2 separate regions of the Homo sapiens genome follow, and region 2 is linked to region 1. Evidence: read pairs that join two places in POLR2A ChIA-PET (ENCODE). Cell type or tissue: Caco-2. All regions are shown on one strand. Each heading gives the region's core, and the rest is flanking DNA. Links, peaks and the distances in the headings are about the cores only.

Region 1 (9,009 bases), core at 3,864-6,363:
TTGGTTTGGTTTTGCTTTAAATCAGCCATGATATCCAAAATGAATGTGATTTGCAAGAGAGGGTTAATGTGACCTTGTACACTGGATGTTTTTAATAAATAAGGAAAGGCAGGGCCGGCTGGTAGATTAGCTAGACCGAGATACACGGCCCTGCAGTAGCTAGGAGGGAGAGAGGGCAGGGAACCAGGTAAGATTGAGGAGCGGTGGACTTGAGGAAAGGGTGCAGGATATGCCACTGTGAAAAGATGCAGTGGGCCAGGCGCGGTGGTTCACGCCTGTAATCCCAGCACTTTGGGAGGCTGAGGTGGGCAGATCATTTGAGGTCAGGCATTCAAGACCAGCCTCACCAACATGGTGAAACCCTATCACTACTAAAAAATACAAAAATTAGCCAGGTGTGGTGGGGTGCACCTGTAATCCCAGCTACTCAGGAGGCTGAGGCACAAGAATTGCTTGAACCTGGGAGGCGGCTAGCTCAAAAAAAAAAAAAAAGAAAGAAAAGAAAAAAAGACACAGTAAAGTCTAGTGGGGAAAAAAACCCCAAAAACTCTAGTTTGTTTTCTCCCAGAGAAAAGTAGGGAGACCACATGTCCTGATTTGCCCGGTCAGTCTCAGTTTGCTTGTGTTGTAGGTCGGTAACACTGTTAATTATCTTTAGTGTCTCTTTTCGTCTTCAAAAGTGCCTAGTTTTGGGTAATAAATTATTCGGTGATTCTAAAGGACCCAGAATGAACTGAAAGCCACACGATGTTTAACAAATCTTGATAAAGGCTACATCAGCAAGTATCAATGCACTAGTAAAGTCAGGAAGGGAGACAGAGCTGGACTGTCAGTCATCACTCTTTCCAGGACAGGTTCTTCTCTTATTACCTTATGGATTTTGGTAACTTTTGAAGTTTATATATATGTTTTTTAAGTTGAATAAACACTTGACACTTGGTGGTTTAGTTGGTTGTGGATGAAGCAGGATATTCGCATGTGCTTTCCTTGGCTTTATCTTTGCAGACTTCATTACTTAAAAGTTAATCATCAGAGACATACTTCTCAACTCATCCTCAGGAGCTAAGTAAGAAGAACACAGACGCATGGTGCTATAGTCTATTTAAATGTGCTGGACTGGTTATAGCAAAGTTAAATATCACAGAGCAGGTTCTGCGCATGTGCCGTCCACAACCTAAGCCACGTTGACACCTTAGAACAATTTTTTCTTTTTAGATGGAGTCTCACTCTGTCGCCCAGGCTGGAGTGCAGTGGCGCAATCTTAGCTCACGGCAACCTCCGCCTCCCAAGTTCAAGGGATTCTCCTGCCTCAGCCTCCCGAGTAGCTGGGACTACAGGCATGTGCCACCACACCCGGCTAATTTTTTGTATTTTTAGTAGAGATGGGGTTTCACCATGTTAGCCAGGATCGTCTCGATCTCCTGACCTCATGATCTGCCCGCCTCAGCGTCCCCAAGTGCCGGGATTACAGGCGTGAGCCACTGCATCCAGCCAGAACAATTTTTATTTAAAAAGAGTAAAACATAGCAAGGCACAGTGGCACACGCCATGAGGTCAGGAGTTCAAGATCAGCCTGGCCAAGATGGTGAAATGCCATCTTTACTAAAAAATACAAAAAATAGCCGGGCTTGGTGGTGGGTGCCTGTAATCTCTGCTACTTGGGAGGCTGAGGAGGGAGAATCACTTGAACCCAGGAGGTGGAGGTTACAGTGAGCTGAGATCACGCCACCACACTCCAGCCTAGGCGTCAGAGCGAGACTCCATCTCAAAAACAAAAAAAGACTAAAACAACATAGACAGGCATGGTGGCATGTGCCTGTAGTCCCAGCTACTCAGGCTCTTAGGTTTTTGGTGAGAATGTTATACTTTGATAATATTTACATTAGAAAACTATGATCCACAAATATATTTATTGAGACAGGGTCTCGCTGTGTCACCCAGGCTGGAGTGCAGTGGCATGATCATAGCTCCTTACAGCCTTGAATTCCTAAGCTCAAATGATCCCCCCTGCCTCAGCCTCCCAAGTAACTAGGATTATAGGTGCATGCCACCACTCCTGGCCCACAGACATTTATTTTAAAAACAGCTTTATTAAATTGGAATCCCCAGTAGTGCAGTGAAAGTTTCTTTTAAGATTGCAACACATTGGAACTAAATTAAAGTATCTTTTTTTCTAATGTTCTATTTTTCCCAGAAATCCTGGCATCACTTTGCCCCCAAAAAACCCTTTAGAAAGCAAAACCTCAGAATATTCAAGAAATCAAATACTTTGTTTTTGTGTTTTTTAAAGTTAGGGAAAAACTTGTAAGAGTGCAATAGAATATGAAGGCAGGGTCCTCCTTGACCCCTCGACACTCTCTAAACAGGAAACGCTCATTTCACCTTGCTTTTTCCATTAGTCAAAAGATAGTAGCAGCTTTGATCTGTCCATAGCATGTTTATGTTGTTTTAGTTTTTTCATTTTCCCTGCTTGAGAATTTTTTTTAGGGTTTTTAAACAGTTTTGAGGTCAGAAAGTTCCAAGTTCAAATCATGTGATGATTTTTTTCGTTTTAAGAGATGGTGTTGGGCCAGGCGCGGTGGCTCACGCCTGTAATCCCAGCACTTTGGGAGGCCGAGGCAGGCAGATCACAAGGTCAGGAGATTGAGACCATCCTGGCTAACATGGTGAAACCCCATCTCTACTAAAAAAATACAAAAAAATTAGCCGGGCGTGGTGGCAGGCGCCTGTAGTCCCAGCTACTTGGGAGGCTGGGGCAGGAGAATGGTGTGAAGCTGGGAGGCGGAGCTTGCAGTCAGATGAGATCGTGCCACTGCACTCCAGCCTGGGTGACAGAGCAAGACTCCACCTCAAAAAAAATAAAATAAAATAAAAGAGATTGTGTCTTGCTTTGTCACCCAGGCTGGAGTGCAGTGGCACAACCGCAGCTCATTGCAGCCTCGAATGCCTGGCTCAAGTGACCCTCTCACCTCAGCTGCCTCTTGTACAGCCTGTAGAACCATGAGCCCAATAAACCTCTTTTCTTTACAAATTACCCAGCCTCAGGTATTCCTTTAAAGCAACACAAAACAGACTAAGATAGGGCCTGAACTGGTTCAACTACTTTGGAAAACAGTCTGCATTACTATTTATATTTGAACAGGTGTGTACTCTAAAACCCAGCAATTGCACCCCTAGATATATATACCCTTAAGGAAATCTTGGACAAGTGCACCAGGAGACTTATATTAAAATGGTACCCAGCCTGGGCAACATCATAGATAATCAGCCCAGTGAATTTTCACAAAGTGAACATAGCCATGGAACCAGCATCAGGATCATGAAGCAAAACACGACCACCCCTGGAAAGCCCCTTGTGGCTCCTTCCAGTTATCAACAGTACCCCAAAGTCACATCCGTTCTGACCCCCAACACCAGTTTTTCCTTTTTTTTTTTTTTTTTTTAATAAAGATGGTGTCTTGCTATAGTGCCCAGGCTGGCTTCCAACTCCTGGCCTCGAGTGATCCTCCTGCCTCAGCCTCCCAAAGGGCCGGGATGATAGGTGTGAATCGCTGTGCCCTCCTGTTACTTTTTTTTTTTTTTTTTAAGCAGAATCTTGCTCTTTCATTTAGGCTGGAGTGCAGTGATGCAATCTCAGTTCACTGCAATCTCCGCCTCCTGGGTTCAAACGATTCTCCTGCCTCAGTCTCCTGAGTATCTGGGGCTACAGGTGTGTGCCACCACACCCAGCTAATTTTTGTATTTTTAGTAGAGACAGGTTTTCACCATGTTGACCAGGCTGGTCTCGAACTCCTGGCCTCATGTGATCCGCCCGCCTTGGCCTCCCAAAGTGCTGACATTACAGGAGTGAGCCACCGAACCAAGCCCCAGCTATTAGCTTTGAACAAAGACTCATCAGAGGAAAAGCTTGTTTCTTATTTGTCTTATTCATATTTTATCCCTATGCCTGGCACAGTTCCTGGTGCATAATACTTGTTTAATCACATAGGTCAAATGAGTGAGAACAAGCAGACAGGCATCTGACTTTTACAAGACAGTTGACCAAATTAACATAATAATATACAGGGGGAAAGTGATGCTTGATTTCGATGAGAACTAAGATCCAGGAATGCTAACTCAGAAATGAGTTGAAAATTCAAACTTTGAACAGAAGACTACACTTTAGTTTTCTCTTGTAACAATTGTAAACAACTGTAATCAATCTAAAGCTCTGTAAAGCTTTGCTTAGGACTTCCTCAACTGTCCTACAAACACATGCACTGTCCCTGCTGAGGCCGACCTCCGGGGACCTTGTGTCTCCGTCTCACTTGTCAGCGACCCTGTGTTACAGAGACCCTCCTGCCTGACCAATGCAGCCAAGAAATGACTATTTTCAGCCTTCCCTGCCCGACTCCAGGGCCCGGTCAGTCCGAGGACAGAATAGTCATCCTCTCCCTAGGCCAAGCATGTGACCCCAGCCTGAGTGCTTCCCGCCCCAATGAATGAGATAATGAGAGGCCAAATAAGGTTTCAAAACACGCATTGCCTCAGAATTACAGTTTTCCTTAACTGTACTTTTAAATAGCTGGGATTAAGAGCCAAGCACTGCCAAATCGCAGCTTAGCAAGAGAGATCTGTCAACTGTGAGAGATAACAAAAGAAGAAAACCCATTTCAAGCTTTGAACTGCTGTTCCTAAATGATTCCCAGAGAAATACAAATAAATTATATCTTTTGAAGGGCAGATTCATGATGAATGATCTTGTTAGATTGGGGTTCCAAATACTTATTCAAGATACTTCAGAATTTTAAAGGAGCACTTTGGGAGGCTGAGGCAGGCAGATCACTTGAGGTCAGGAGTTCGAGACCAGCCTGGCCAACATGGTGAAACCCCATCTCTACTAAAAATACAAAAATTAGCTGGGCATGGTGGCAGGCACCTTCTCAGGAGGCTGAGGCAAGAGAATCGCTTGACCTCGAGAGGCTGAGGGTGCAGTGAGCTGAAATCATGCCACTGCACTCCAGCCTGGGCAACAGAGCGAGACTCTGTCTCAAAAAAAAAAAAAAAGGTAAAGGGAGCAAGTCTTGACCATGAAAATGACTTCATTTAGAGGATGCTGTCCTCCAATCTGCCCCACTCTCCTCCCCAAAGATCTGTGGTAATTTCTCAGAGATAAGCCTTCAAAGACTCCAGGCAGAGCTAAAGCCCCAACTGGAGATACACAAATCCATTTTATCCACATTGTAAGCAGTCTTCAAAAACAGGAATGTTCAAGCCAGAAACACATTGAATTTGCCTGAGAAAGCTGAGTGGAGAAAGCAATTCTTTCTCCTTTCTACCTCTTTCCAGTTACGTGTGATTGGAGGCCCTTCAGCCAGTGTAATCTTTGCCCAAGCTGCTCCTCTGTGTGGGATGGCAGGGCTAACCTCGCTGCCTGGAGAACTTCAGCTCCACCTACAAGACCTCTGTCCTCAGCCCTTCTTTGAAGCTTCTCCGGTGCCTCCAGGCCCTCTCAGATGTTACAACAAATAACTGAGAAAGAATTTATGGTGGAACTTAGCAAATCAGCAACAATGACAAATCAACAAGAAAAAGACAAACAATCCAATAGAAAAATAGACAAAAACTGGAATCTGCACTTCAAAGAAATACGAAACTCAAATGGCCAATAAATGCCAATATGCTCAACCTCATTAATAATCATGAAAGTACAAGTTAATACCTACTTCATGAGTTAATATCTAATACAGTCGGATCATGCTACATGCCTGACAGATGGAAAAAAATTTACAAGTCTGACAATGCCCAGTGTCAGTGAGAATATGGAGAGAAACGGTCATGTGCTCCTGGTAGGGGTACGCTATCATTTGGGCCTCTGTCCCTCCAAATCTTATGTTGAAATGTGATCCCCAAGGTTGGAAGAAGGGCCTAATGGGAGATGTTTGGTTCATGGGGCAGGTCCCTCATGAATAGATTATTGCCCTCTCTGGGGAAGGGGGTCAGTTCTCACTCTATTAGTTCTCATGATTGCTGGTTGTTAAAAAGGAGCCTGGCACTCGCCGACTCTCCTGCTTCCTGTCTTGCCTTGTGACCTCTGCACATGTTGGTGTCCCTTTGCCTTCTGCCATGAGTAGGAAGTAGCCTGAGGCCCTCATCAGAAGTAAGTGCTGGGGCCACGCCTCTTGTATAGCCGGTAGAACCATGAGCCCAATAAACCTCTTTTCTTTATAAATAACCCAGCCTCAGGTATTCCTTTAAAGCAACACAAAACAGACGAAGATAGGGTCTGAACTGGTCCAACTACTTTGGAAAACAGTCTGCATTACTATGTATATTTGAACAGGTGTGTACTCTAAAACCCAGCAATTGCACCCCTAGATATATATACCCTTAAGGAAATCTTGGACAAGTGCACCAGGAGACTTATATTAAAATGTTACTCAGCCTGGGCAACATAGTGAGACCCCATCTCAACAAAAAAATTTTAAAAATTAGCTGGGCATGGTGGCATGCACCTATGGTTCCAACTGCTTGGGAGGCTGAGGTGGAAGGATCGTTTGAGCCCAGGAGGTTGAGGCTGCAGTGAGCTGCAATCACACCACTGCACTCCAGCCTGGGTGACAGAGTGAGACCTTGTCTCAAAAAAAATTAAAAAAGTTCCAGTGATGTTTACAATAGCCAAAATGAGAAACAACTGAAATCTTTATTAAAAGTAAAATGGATAAGGCCGGGTGCAGTGGCTCATGGGTGTAACCCCAGCACTTTGGGAGGCCAAGGTGGGCAGATCACTTGAGGTCAGGAGTTCAAGACCAGCGTGGCCAACATGATGAAACCCCATCTCTACTAAAAATACAAAAATTAGCCAGGCGTGGTGGCATGCACCTGTAATCCCAGCTACTCAGGAGGCCGAGGCATGAGAATCACTTGAACCTGGGAGGCAGAGGTTACAGTGAGCTAAATTCACACCACTGAACTCCAGCCTGGGAGACAGAGTGAGACTCTGTCTCAAAAACAAAACAACAAAACAGAAAAAGTAATATAGATAAATTGTGGTACATCCACACTATGGAGTACTATACAGCAGCGAACATGGATGACTACTGATGTGCACATCAATATGAATGAATCTCACAAGCATGTTAAGTGAAAGAAACAAGTTAGAGAAGACTCTTCCATTAAAGTATATATTTTTTATTTCTATGAAGTTCAAAAATGTCAAAACTAACCAGTGGGAGCCTTTGGCAGGTAATTAGGTCCTCAGGAGCCCCCATGAGGGATCAGTTCTCTTATAAGAAGAGGAAGAGAACTAGCTCTCTTTCTGTCATGTAAGGATACAGGGAGAGGTCAGCTCTCTGAAACTGGAAAAATGACCCTCAGCAAGAACCCAACCCTGCTGGCATCCCAATCTGACTTCCAATCTGCAGAACTGTAAGAAAGAAATTGTTGGCTAGGTGCCGTGGCTCACGCCTGTAATCCCAGCACTTTGGGAGGCCAAGGTGGGTGGATCGCTTGAGCCATGGAGTTCAAAACCAGCCTGGGCAACATGGTAAAACTCCATCTCTACAAAAAAATACAAAAATTAGTGGGGTGTGGTGATGCCCACCTGTAGTCCCAACTACTCAGGTGGCTGAGGTGGGCGGTTTGCCTGAGCCCAGGAGGTAATGGCTGCAGTGAGCTGTTATGGTATTACTGCACTCCAGCCTGGGTGACAGAGCAAGACCCTGAAAAAAGAAAGACAAAGAAACAAAGAAAAAAAGAGAAAGAGAGAAAGGAGAGAAAAGAGAGAAAGGAAAAGAAAGGAAGAAAGGAAGAGCAAGAAAGCAAGAAAAAGAAAGGAAGGAAGAGAAGGGAAGGAAGGAAGGAAGGAAGAAAGAGAAGGGAAGGAAGGAAGGAAAGAAAGAAAAGAAAGGAAAGAAAGAAGGGAGGGAGAGAGGGAGAGATTGCTAATCAGAACAGTTCGTGGCATTTTGTTATAGTAGCCCAAGCTGACTAGGACAAGGTGTATTCAGATTTTCTAATTTCTTCATGATTGAGTTTTAGTAAGTTGTGTATTTCTAGGAATGTGTCCATTTCATCTAGCTTATCCAATTGGTTGGCATATCCATACACATTTTAAACTCAGGTTGTAAAAAATCCTCTTTCTCATATTCCCCTTCAAAAAACTATTGCTATTAGTTAAGATTATGATTATTTTATAAATAATATTTTTGTAATATTTTTCTTTAATTCTATGTAGATTGCAATTTTAAAGTTTTTAATTTTCTAACTAATGCTGGCATATAGAAATACAATTGATTTTTATATATTTATTTTGTATCCTGAAATACATCTGGTCTTGTTTCTTTATTCCTAATTATTCCTAATAATGAGGTTGAGCATATCTTCGCTTACTGGCCACTTGAGTTTCCTCTTTTGCAGTGCAGATTCCAGCCTTCTGTCTTTTTTTTTTTTTTTTTCTTTGAGACAGAGTTTTGCTGTTGTTGCCCCAGCTGGAGCTTACTTACTTACTTACTGTCACCCATGCTGGAGTGTGGCGGTGTGACCATGACTCACTACAGCCTCCACCTCCTGAGCTCATGCAATCCTCCTGCCTCCGTCTCCTGAGTACCTGGAACCCCAGGCCTGTGCCACCACACCTGGCTATTTATTTTTTTTTATTTTTGTAGAGAGAAGATCTCACCATATTGCCCGGGCTGGTCTTGAATTCTTGGGTTCAAGTGATCCTCCTGCCTCAGCCTCCCAAAGTGGTGGGATTATAGGTGTGAGCCACCACACCCAGCCCATAATGGCAGGTTATACATGGCATAATGTATAATGGCATATAATGGAATAATGCCATAATGCCATAAAGGCAGGTTATACATTAGCAACATGGACTTCCACTCACCAAGGCCATCCTGGCTATAGCCACTGCTACTGCCCAACCTGCCAGAAGTCAACACTGAACCCCTGATACGGCACTCTTCTCCAAGATGGTCAGCCAGCTACTTGGTGGCAGATTGATTACATTGGACCGCTTCATCATGAAAA
Region 2 (5,530 bases), core at 1-2,500, 110 kb before region 1:
TCCTGTAGTGGTTAATACAAACTCAACATGCTTGGGAAAATTTTTTAGCATTTATTTTATTATGTGTTTTAAAAGAAACACATCTTTATTTGAAAATGTTTTCCAAAGAATGTGTTCACTTCTTGGGAGTCTGAGATCCTGAGCCTTTTCTGAACCGGGTCTGGGTCTGGTGGGGCACTGCCCCCGCGCCCCGTGTCCCCACATCCCCTGCAGCTCCACAGCTGCCACCCAGCCTCCCTCACTGTCCCGCACCATTTTCCCTTTGAATTACTTCAAATATGGGCCTCAAATATGATACACTTGGACTGCCTTCCCAAGTTCATTTCTACTCTTAGGGGAATTCTGTTAAACTGCTACTCTGTGGTTAGAAAAAAACAACTTTTCTCCACGGAAAGTATGACTTGAATATACTGAGCCATAGGCACACATAATTAAACACTTGTAAATGAATTACTGAAAAGTATATTTTGTTTTTTATTTGGAATAGAAAGATGGGATTGATATAAAGCTATTTAAATTTTTTACAGGTATTTTGGGAAAGTTCTTAAAACTCCTTTCTAGCTCTGTCCTAAATTTATCTCAACATATCTACTTCATTTGAAGTAATAGTTGGATTTTTTTAAGGTGAAAAAACTGAAACGGCTTTATTTTAACAGTAGGAAAGTTCAAATATAAGCTGTCATAGAATTACCACTTTTCCCCCCACATTTCCCAGGCCTTAATCATTTATTTATATTGGTATTCCTTCGGTATATGTCTTAGTTTCTCTTTTAAAAAGTGAGGAGAGTAACTAAGGTGATGATACCTTACTCCACTCTACTGTAATTTAACTGTTCACAGTCACTGTCCATGCACTAAGTAAGCTTCTTACCTCATTAACTATTTCTTGAAACATTTCATAAATATTTAAAGATAGTGAGTGAGACTCTTGTAATCCATGTAAGCATTAGTCATGTCATGATCCTTAGCATCTTCATTACCAAATTTACAGTATTTGTAATTATCACTAAACTTTAATATAAATCACACACTTTTGTATTTGGTGGCATCCTGAGTCAGACGGCATCCCCATGTGTGTAGATGTTGTTGTTACTGGTTGGGGTAACACTAGCTGCTGTAGAGGTGGAACTCCTGATCTCGTTGGCCTACCACGATGGAATTTTGTTTCTTGCCCCTGTGAAGAATGCTCTGTGTTGGTGTTTAGGGGGAGGCCTTGCCCACAGGGATTCAGGAACACAGGCTCCTTTCACCTTGAGGCTCTCCCATCCCCATAGGGTCTCAGAGTCCAGAGTTTACTGGCAGCAGAGAAAGGAATGAGCATCGCATAGGAGAGGGCCCCTGGGGAGGGGCACCATGTATGCCTTCCGTCCATATTCACGGCTCAGTCATGTGCTCACGTGGCCCCACCTGACTGCAAGGGGGCCTCGCCGTGTGCCCCGGAGAAAGAGGAGACAGGTGTGGTGAACACAGAAGGGTTGGCCTTGCCCCTCACTCCCAGTATAACAACAGTTCTGCTGACTTTGTGTTTCCAGTGAGAACATTCTGTCAGTCCAGTTAATCTCAATTTTGTGGGTATGAGTGTGCATGGCTATTAAGAGGAAAAAATATCCAAAAACCTGAATTTTTTTGTTGATTCAAATGGGAAACAGGTTTTGAAACTGTTACCTAGTTAAAACATAATCTGTAGTCTGCTGCCACCTACTGCTCAAAGATGAGATTTGTTTGAAAGAGCCAGTAAACCTCTGGGTCACTGTTTTTTTAATTCACATAAAAATACTGGCTTTTTGAATAAAATAAGTGAATTTGAAAATTCTCAATATCTCAAATGTGACATTAAATACCTATTCAAAGGGTATAGAGTAGTAAGCATTGGGGACTGTGAGACTTAAGGTGCTGTGCCATTCATGATTATTCTTTCTCAAATTTACACTTCATTGCATAAGGTTTCCCTTGATCACCTTCTGAAACCTGGCTTCTGTGCCTTATCTTGAAAAATGAAAATATTCAGTAACCTCATCTTTAGCTCCTGGAATAACAGTTACATCCAGTTTATTTCTGAATACATTTCTTTTTCTAGGTGGGTCTTGCCTCTAGAGAATTTGCTCGTTTAATTTCTCCTTCCTTCTTTGTGAGGTAATAGGCGAACTTAGAAAAGATTTGGTTTTAAAGAATATAGCCTTGGACTACAGTAATTTTCTACAGGATGTATAAAGTGCCACAGCTTTTTCTAGGACGTTAGGATCAAAGGTTTCCAAACAGCAGATTTTCTTAATTACCCTGTCATTTTCATCATGGAAATGTAAATAAATACTTATAACTATTTTACTCCTTTAATTAAAAATCAGAAAGGCCACAGTTGAAATGTTTGCATTATTGTGAATGACCGTGGTGATTTTGTGACGTATTTACTATATTCACAGTTAATTTCTCACTGGTACTATATTAGGTTATCTTTCATGTCATTTATGATATGATTCTAAACCCTATCTAAGAAAAGTTATGCCTGATTGTAGGTCCATCCGTTCTTTTTAGCGGATGTGTTATTTGGTTTGAGCCCCCAGAGAACCATGCAGTAAACTAGGAATTCAAGGAGTTGTAATAAAGCACATCTTTTCCCCATCCCCTGTCCACAGTGAATCGGAGCCCGGTTCCAGGCAGTGGCCCGAGTCTGACACACTCTCTGGCTCCCAGTCCCCACAGTCCGTGGGAAGCGCAGCTGCAGATAGCGGCACCGAGTGCCTCTCAGATTCTGCCATGGACTTGCCTGACGTTACCCTCTCCCTTTGCGGGGGCCTCAGTGAAAATGGAGAAATTTCAAAAGGTACGTTGGGTGTTTGTGCCCCATCTTCATTTCAGAGAGCAATCTGGTCATCACTTGGTTAAAACTTACCGTGTAGCCATTTCAGGATATTTACATTCTTTAGGGATCTTGTGCAGGTAACAGGTATGTTCTGTAATGTCAGACCCTTATACCCTCACTTAAGGTCTTAATTGACACCTCTTTATGGAGTGGCTTTGAGGTAGTGTGCCCTTAAAGGCTCTAATTTCAAATTAAGAGGTTGGGAGTTATCAGGCCGCCCTGTTTTCTGAGCTGCCAGGGTGCGATCATCACACTGCACCAGTTTTCTCATCTGTAAAGTTACAGAAACATTTGTGGAACTGGGGCCCAGCTGCCCTTCTGGAAAGCACTGGGCCTTAGACATGAATATAGGGCCCTGAAGTTGTAGAAAATTGATTGTCCACTGAGTACGTGGTCTTTCTGGCAAAAATTAGGAGGATTACTTTCTGTATAAGGCTGGAGGGTTGGCCTACGAGAGTAAAGCTTGCTCAGGAATCAGGAGGGAGTTTAGCAGACATGTCAGGATGCCTATAGGCTGGGCTGAGTGCCATGTGCATCCGTCCTCAATTCATCAGCATTTTTTTTTAACCTTCCTTTTAAAACTGAACTCTTAGTATTTCTCAGTTTGGCCTGTGGCCCCTGTATGATTTTCTTCTAAGGGAAAATTTTCTTTCCGTGACTAGTGTCATCTTTTGTCTTCCCTCTCCCTTAGAGGAACTGAAGGTGTGATGTGGCAGACTGCATGGCCAGAGGCTCAGGACCATGTGTTCCTGAAGTCTTTCCTTTCCAGGGTCACAGGAAGCTCATTATGCCTCTTCCCTGTCTCTTCATTGTTTGTTTGCTTTATATTTTGCAAGAAATTTAAAGTGTGTTATGGCCAATGGTTCATTCTAGGGACTAAGTTAAATAGGTCACATTCTTTCTGTAATCCTCTTAAATGTTCAGTTTAAAAAATTATATGCGAGGGAATGCGAAATACAAAATGTAGGTAAAATATAAAAGTTACACCTTTGTTTTAAATATTGGTGACTTAGTCTAGTAGAGTTTATTGGAAGAGGCAGAAATGACAAGTAAATGTAAGTAATACACACATTACCTGGAGAAACAATCCAAGTGAGCAGTTTCTCTGTTAGCCTAGATCTAGGAGAATACAGGTTTAGGAACAGGGTACAAAAATTCATGGGAAGCCCTCATTCACTCTGCAAGAACTTGGGATTTATTTCACAGACCTTGAGCCAAATTCTAGGTTTTTTTGTTTTGCCTTGTTTTGTTTTTTTAATTCTCCAAGCAATTGTAACATGTAATTTTTGTTGTTGTTTTTATTATTTAAGACAGAGCCTTGCTCTGTCACCCAGGCTGGAGTGCAGTGGCACCATCTCAGCTCACTGCAACCTCCATCTCCTGGGTTCAAGTGATTGTCACGCCTGCCTCAGCCTCCCAAGTAGCTGGAATTACAGGTTGGCACCACCATACCCGCCTTATTTTTGTATTTTTAGTAGAGATGGGTTTTCACCGTATTGGCCAGGCTAGTCCCTAACTCCTGACCTCAAGTGATCGGCCCACATCGGCCTCCCAGAGTGTTGGAATTATAGGTGTGAGCCACTGTGCCTGGCCCAAACAATTTTAAGATATGTTTTGATATAATGTAGCTTGCTAAAGCTGTAAGACCCCTATGAATATTCCCCAGTTATGCCGTTGCCTGTCAGTAAAGTTTCTTCCTCTGAGAATAGAACTTCGACAGTTTTCGTGTGTGTGTGTCTGTCTGTCTTTCTGTGTCTGTCTTCCGTCCCTCTCTAGCCACATCTGTATGTATTTTTTTTGAAAGTCTCTGTCATGTCCCTTTTTACTAGTTTGTTTGTTTTCACTGGGAGACAGTGGAAAAGGAGAATAGAAAAGAAGTGTTCTTTCTTGTCCTGGGGAAAAAAAGCGTCTGACATTTTGCTTTTGATGAATATTCAAAAATTAGTTTTTTTAGACAGATGATTTTAGCCTTCAATTTCTGCAATGCAGAGAGTATTATAATCTCATATAGGGATTTATGTAATCTCTAACCAAATTGATTATTATTTTACATTGCAGAAAAATTCATGGAGCATATCATTACTTATCACGAATTTGCAGAAAACCCTGGACTTATAGACAATCCTAACCTTGTAATAAGGATATATAATCGGTAAATACTCCTGCTTTTATAATTGTTAAATACTCTTGCAGTTTTTTTACAAGTGCCATTTTTAACTGTTACTTATAAAAGTGTTCCTTCTTATAAAACTTGTCATCTCATATAAATTAGCCAGTGGGCAATGACTTTGAAGTGAAAGTAAAGCTTCAATTTTATTTTTAAAAGAAGCATTGAAATGTTACTCTGTTTGATAGATTTTACGGCTTCTCTGTTCAGAGAAGTTGTGCTTGAAGCGAAGGTTATTCATGTGACAAAAAATTCAGCTGATCATCTTTATTGAAAAGAATAAGCAATTTTATATGTCACTTCCCTCCTCCCTCCCTCCCTGATTCCCTCCCCTCTCTCTTGCTCACTTTCACTGTGTAATGGTTTTGCACAATTTTTGTTTCTCACAGTTACTATAACTGGGCTTTGGCAGCTCCCATGATCCTTAGCTTGCAAGTATTCCAGAAGAGCTTGCCTAAGGTGAGGCGATCCACCATCTGCTGCCTTTCCGAAAGCATCCGCAG

Evidence for each region. ChIA-PET counts read pairs that join two places held together with the same protein. Peaks named below come from ENCODE experiments on the same cell type or tissue, not always from the same donor. Only the 100,000 strongest peaks of a DNase experiment are listed, where the experiment ranks them.
Region 2: POLR2A ChIA-PET joins it to region 1 with 6 read pairs; 4 of 35 experiments call an interaction of 5 or more read pairs at or near these places.

Annotation. Positions count from the first base shown.
Region 1 is chr18:2,822,208-2,831,216 of GRCh38, reverse strand. No RefSeq gene overlaps it. Among named protein-coding and RNA genes, the nearest start is that of EMILIN2, 20 kb to the left of the region's middle. In Caco-2, for the core only: no CTCF peak of the experiment used is centred there; DNase peaks (open chromatin) are centred at 5,416 and 6,106.
Region 2 is chr18:2,928,547-2,934,076 of GRCh38, reverse strand. LPIN2 (lipin 2) reads left to right here. Exons shown (of 20, transcript NM_001375808.2): 9 at 2,634-2,821; 10 at 4,919-5,012; 11 at 5,417-5,486. Among named protein-coding and RNA genes, the nearest start is that of LPIN2-AS2, 36 kb to the left of the region's middle. In Caco-2, for the core only: CTCF peaks have their summits at 1,501 and 1,710 (motif pointing left); no DNase peak of the experiment used is centred there.